Linked DNA regions of Homo sapiens: region 1 is linked to region 2. Evidence: chromatin contacts called from ENCODE Hi-C or POLR2A ChIA-PET data. All regions are on one chromosome and are shown on one strand. Each heading gives the region's core, a stretch centred on a gene start or an enhancer-like site at or near the end of the contact. The rest is flanking DNA. Distances are from core to core; before and after follow the strand shown.

Region 1 (2,700 bases), core at 119-2,618, 120 kb after region 2:
TGGTGCCACAGGTGGGGACAGTGTCTGACGGGTGAGCATGAGGGAGGCACTCAGGGAGGGAAGGTTCTTTTGTGGTTGTTTTTCAGTTTTCCGGAGTAAGCCTGGTGCCTTGGAGACGGTGGACTCCGCCATCCTGTTATGAAGTGGCTATTCTGGGAAAGAGGGAATCCAGTGTGAGGCTGGGAGGCCAGACCAGAATGTACTATTCTGGTCCCTGTAGTACAGGAAGGATATGGGGGACAGACTTTCAGAAAATAGGACGACAGCTCAGTGGGCCTGGGGTTGGAGGGCTAGGCCTAAAGAGGCGAAATGTGCAGACAAGAGCAGGAGAGCCAAGGGGGAAGATATGCTCCATAAATACTTTCAAAGAACAATGCAAGACAATGGCAGATACATGATCCTAGATGCTGCAAAGAGAGAACAGTGGGCTGAGCCCTGGCAAGGCTTGGATTGCTGGATATAAGAAAGGCTGGGAGACTCCATCACAGGGCATTTGTGTACCCCTCCCTTTAAAAAGGCTTGTCTTACTGGATAACTGAGGGCCAAGTTGGCTAATGTTGCAATCATCTTTACATAAAAAGAGTAGACAGTGGAGGATTTAATGACTGGATGGAGGCCCCTTCCCCACAGTGAGAACCCTCTCCCCTGCTTTCCTGCTGTGGTACTTGAGATTTTGCTCTTAGACATTAATTCCTTTGGATTAATCATTGCTTCTTTCATCACCACTCCCAATTCCTCCACCCACACAAAGCCCCAGAAGGGGTAATACAGGTTGAGTATCCCTTATCCGAAATGCTTGGGAGCAGAAGTGCTTTTGATTTTTTAATTTTTTCAGATTTTGGAATGCTTGCATTGTATTTATCAGTTGAGCATCCCTAACCCAAAAATCTGAAATTTGAAATGGTCCAATGAGCATTTCCTTTGAATGTTGTGTTGGATTTTGGAGCATTTCAGATTTCAGGTTTTCAGATTAGGGACAGTCAACCTGTATATTAATTGTAGAATGCCTCTGACTAAATTTGGACTCGTTGTGTTTCTCCTTATTTCACAGATAAGTGAAGCACAGACAGGTTAAGATTGCTCAAAGTCACACATTTAGCACATGGTGAACCTGCACCTGGAATTCAAGTCCTTTTGAATTTTGGTCCATGGGAAAACAGACATGGGACAGCAAGAGCATTTTGTAAACCTGGTCAGGCAAAGATGCTGACAAGGGCTGGGGTATGGGGTGTGGGGGAAGGGAGAAGGTAGGGGAACAAAGGTCAACAGAAGCAGCTGGGGGCCAGCGTGATGGGGAGGAGGTCCTCACACATTCAGAGAGTTGTCCTGTCCTTCCCCCTAGTGCAGGGCTTCGTTTTGCATGCTTGCCCTCCTGAGCCTGGCTGTCCATCTCAGTGGTTCAAAGGTTGGCCTCGAAAAGGCCACGAGTTAGGCTGGACTCCCTGAGCACATCTACCTGTGTGTGTTCTGGTGTGAGCCCTCATGTGCTGATGGGAACCCCTGTGTGCTAAACACACCCACAGAGATAGGACCAGAGTGGCCACAGTGGGACATCCCATATCTATCCCATCTCCGGAGCCTGTTGAAAGTTGTGGACACAAACTTGCCTGCCCTCTGGCTGGGCTCGGCCCTAGACCAGCTAGAGCCTTTAGCCTGTCAGCTCTGGTCCTCTCTGTCCCAAGGAAAGAAATGAAGGAAAAGGATAAAAAGTTTCTACTTTTGGCCATGTGGTCCTGATGTCCTTGAAGGAGAAATTCTCACCAAACGAGCACAGCCCAGGGAGGAGGAGATGGTTTCTCAGCACCCGCTTTTCTCTGACTTCTCTCCCAGGCTCCTGCCACACATTCGCTAGACTGATTGTTAAGTTATTTTCAGAAATTGTAAGACAAGATCTTTTTCTTTCTAAATCGTATTTTGCTTTTCCAACACATGTAGCGTTATGAAGAGGAGTACGGGATTTGTGGGCAGATAGACCTGCATTGGAATCTTAGTTTGGCTGCCTTCTTTCTCTGCAATGTAGTAAAAATTTCTCTTTGAGCTTTAGTTTCCTCATCTGCACAAAGGGAATAATGGTGCTTACCCTGCAATGTTATTTGGGGATTGAGATAACAGATATAAAAGGCCTTATCCTCTAGCCTGCCACATATTAAGCTCTCAATAAGTTATAGCTTAGAAATAAAAATTATTATGAACAAATATATTGATTTATATTAAATATAGGCTTCTGGAGAAATGATGTAAAAGAAAACCCAGTGTAAATTCTTACTATCCTCTAACCTACTTTCTAGCAATTTCTATCAAAATGCAGAGTCGTCAAACTTTTCCAAGGCAAAACAACCCACACATTCATTATTTAAGCATTTCTAACAAAGGTGAGTACCAATTTTGGCTCACTTTATAATAGGAAATAGCTGGTTGCATACCTCAAAGTTCAAAAGGCTAAAAAATACCAGGTTTTTCTTTAGAAAAGTTTCTCTTTACTTAGTAACACGTTTCCCTTTGATTTTCACAGTAGGCTGTTCTGTGTGGGAATGTTGGAGAGGAAACCTCAACGTTGAGAAATTCAGGCTGTGGGTCTGGGCTGCCGATTGAGATTCGTATCACAGGAAGCAAACTGAAACAATAGCTTTATGATATTAGCTGCCACGCTGGGCTGAGGACAGAACACACTCTTACAGGAACATCGGTGGAAATGCCACT
Region 2 (2,858 bases), core at 297-2,796:
AGAGTGCAGTGCTATGATCACAGCTCACTGCAGCCTTGACCTCCCGGGCTCAGGCAATCCTTGCACCTCAGCCTCCAGAATAGGCGGAACTACAGGTGTGCCACCACACCTGGCTTTTTTTTTTTTTTTTAATAGAGACAGGGTCTCATCATGTTTCCCAGGCTGGTCTCAAACTCCTGGGCTCAAGTGATCCTCCTGCCTAGGCCTCCCAAAGTGCTGGGATTACAAGTGTTAGCCACCATGCCTGGCCAATACCTAAGTAATTTCTATGGCCACCAGCTGGTACCAGATCATTACAAACATTACTTTTCTTCATTATCACAACAACCTTGTTTTTTTCTTATTATAGGTGGCAGAACATAGGACGAGAATCACCACCCAGCCAGTTATACCAGAGCCAGGATTCAAACTCAAGCCATGATCTTGCATATCCATTGACAAACTGGTTCTCATAACCGCCCTGGGAAATGAGCAGGAAAGGAATGTTATCCCCACTTAAGATGGGGAATCCGGGCATGGAAAGCTCTGCTGGGGACTCCCCGCTGGGCTTCCTGACTCCTACCCTGACTGAGGTTGTTACCTTGCAATGGAGGCCAAAGTCCTGACAGGCAGTGGGAAAGATATTTTGGGGTAGGGCTGTCTCCCTGGTGCTTGTCAGATCTCATCTTGTGAAACAATTGGTTCAAGTTCACTGGGCCCGGGTGCGCAGCCTTCCCTGGCTGGAGCTGGGACCCTGCTGTTCTGAAAAGCTATATGGAAGGAGATTTCTTTCCTTCTCTGATTATCCTCACCACTAGGTGGGATGGAAGCTGTCTACCAGAGTCTGCTGCAGGTTAACCCTTCCCCTGCCCTCATTCAAGGACATGACAGGGATGTTCCAGGTAAATGTGCCCCCTTGGCTTGAGACAGCACTTGTGGTAATGGAATAGCTTCCTCTGCTATGGCCTGCTTGTGTTAGTTCACTGAGAATGGACTCCCTGTGGGTTCGTAGAGTGCAACAATTGAAGAGCTTGAATAATGGTTAACCAGGATGAAGTCACATCCGAATATGCGTCATCTCACCACCTCCTTTGCTGCAGTCCGAAAACCCCACTGAGTCTTTGTTCTTTTTCCATCCGTCTGTCTCTCTTGGTATCTGTCTCTCTCTTTCTCATCACCCCTTCAGGGTATTGATGCTTATTGATACTGGATTTTCTTTCTCACTCCAGTTTTTCCTGTCTCTATCCACCTGTCTTTCTCCCTCCAGCTCTCCCTCACTCTCTCTCCCTCCCCTTTTCCTCCCTTCTAGTTCCCCATTTTGCTGGTCTCATTGTAGACCTGCATTCATTTACGATTCATTATTCTTACTGAAGAGATCCTTTGATCTTGTCTGTTAAAAAGTAAGTGAGTTGCACTCTATACACCAAGAAAAAACAAAATCATCTTTATTTAACTTTTTTTCTGGCCATGGGCCTGTGGCTGGGGCAAAAATAGGTCTCCCTGTTTCTGGCACACACACCAGCCTCCCCAAGCTGCAAGCCAGCCCAGTGGGCAGACACAGCTGCGAGGCAGGAATACTGTTACCCAACTCAGGGTGGTGCCAGAGCTCCGAGTGCCCAGGCAGGCCTCCCCGCCAAGGCAGGGATCGCTCTGAGGCCAGAGGAGGCCCAGGGGACAGAGTCAAGGCTCCTGCTCACCTGGCCCTGGGGCTGTGGCTGGTGCTGGTTAGCCACTTCCTCCCCTTCCCCAGCAGGGCAGCAGGAGGGTTCCACTGGAGCCCAGCCCTGTCTCAGCTTGACCCCTATACCTGGTGACATCCCGCAGCCTGGGTCAAGCTGTCAGGTTAGCACGCAGCCCAGTTAAATGCACTGGGCTAACATCTGGACTTAGAGTTATGTAATGTTTTTACCTCATAATATTGTAACCTAGTAGAGGACATTTTATGGAGTCTTTAGAGGTGACCAAACTGAGGCTCATGGAGGTTGAGTTATCCAGTTAGTCAGGGATGAAGCTGGTGCTCAGGACTCTGGAATTCCTTGCCCAGATGTTCCCAAACCAGGTTGCATGGGCTGCTCCCCCAGGCCTGTTTCTTAGGGTAAGTGGTAACAAGCATCCCCATCATCTCCAGTTTGGAGAGCAGCCATGGGGCAGTAGTTTGCTGGGGGGAGGGTGGAGCTTGGACATGTAAGCTGGAGTGTCCCCTGGCATGAGTGTGAGGTCCTCTGCAGGACAGGATGTTGCTGGGGACAGGAAGTAAAGGCGGGTGGGATGGAGGCTGGGGGCTGGGGACCTGCTTTTCCTGAACCACCACATTCAGGCATGGAACTCCCAGGAACCGAATGTTCTGAATTTCAACCTGGCCTTCCAGGTCATAATGAATGTGTATTTGCAAAATTAGAAGGATAGAATGTACTTTACTTAATGATTGTTAACTCAATAATTTTGAAATATTAAGATGTGAATTGGGCTATCACTAGACTTAGGGGCTCTGAGCCTCACAGATATTAGAACTGGGCCTGTGAAGCACCTTTTCACCTGTTGATTGGCTATTTGGTTTCCTCTTATGTGACACACCCCACAGCTGCTGTCCCAATTCCCCTTCAGATCCTCTCCTCTGGGGCCCGGGAGCTCCTCCTGACCACTGTCCTAACCCCAGGCTGGCTCTGCTCTATCCCCTTCTCCATTCTGCTGCCAGAGACATTCCTAAACGGCTCAGAAATTTTCTAAGTATCCCACTAGCCATGAACTAGAACTCCAGCTCCCAGCCTGCCCTTCAAGGCGTTGGTTCCTTATGGAGCTAACTGTAAAGACCAAGTTGCTTTCTGCAGTGAGTTGGGGAGGCCAGGTGAGGATGCACAGGGAAGTCAACCGTGTGGCTA

Evidence for each region. A loop is a pair of places that touch in the nucleus more often than their neighbours do. ChIA-PET counts read pairs that join two places held with the same protein, here RNA polymerase II (POLR2A). Pooled maps may share reads with other maps.
Region 1: a loop to region 2 is called in a map of Right ventricle myocardium superior, with 3 times the contacts of the local background. The contact joins two enhancer-like sites. A Hi-C loop is called at or near these places in 4 of 168 maps with a recorded cell type or tissue (Right ventricle myocardium superior, cardiac septum, heart right ventricle and 1 more), 2 of 37 single-sample maps with no recorded cell type and 9 of 50 pooled maps. POLR2A ChIA-PET finds 5 or more read pairs at or near these places in 3 of 52 experiments (A549, SK-N-SH and activated T-cell).

Annotation. Positions count from the first base shown.
Region 1 is chr2:46,347,908-46,350,607 of GRCh38, forward strand. The region is part of intron 2 of EPAS1 (endothelial PAS domain protein 1); the gene reads left to right. Among named protein-coding and RNA genes, the nearest start is that of LINC01820, 45 kb to the right of the region's middle. Within about 2 kb of position 1,369, at least 3 of the 41 ENCODE cell types and tissues checked have a DNase peak (open chromatin) inside an H3K27ac peak, as active enhancers do.
Region 2 is chr2:46,228,690-46,231,547 of GRCh38, forward strand. No RefSeq gene overlaps it. Among named protein-coding and RNA genes, the nearest start is that of EPAS1, 67 kb to the right of the region's middle. RefSeq lists enhancers at 211-1,195, 1,771-1,860. Within about 2 kb of position 1,547, at least 12 of the 41 ENCODE cell types and tissues checked have a DNase peak (open chromatin) inside an H3K27ac peak, as active enhancers do.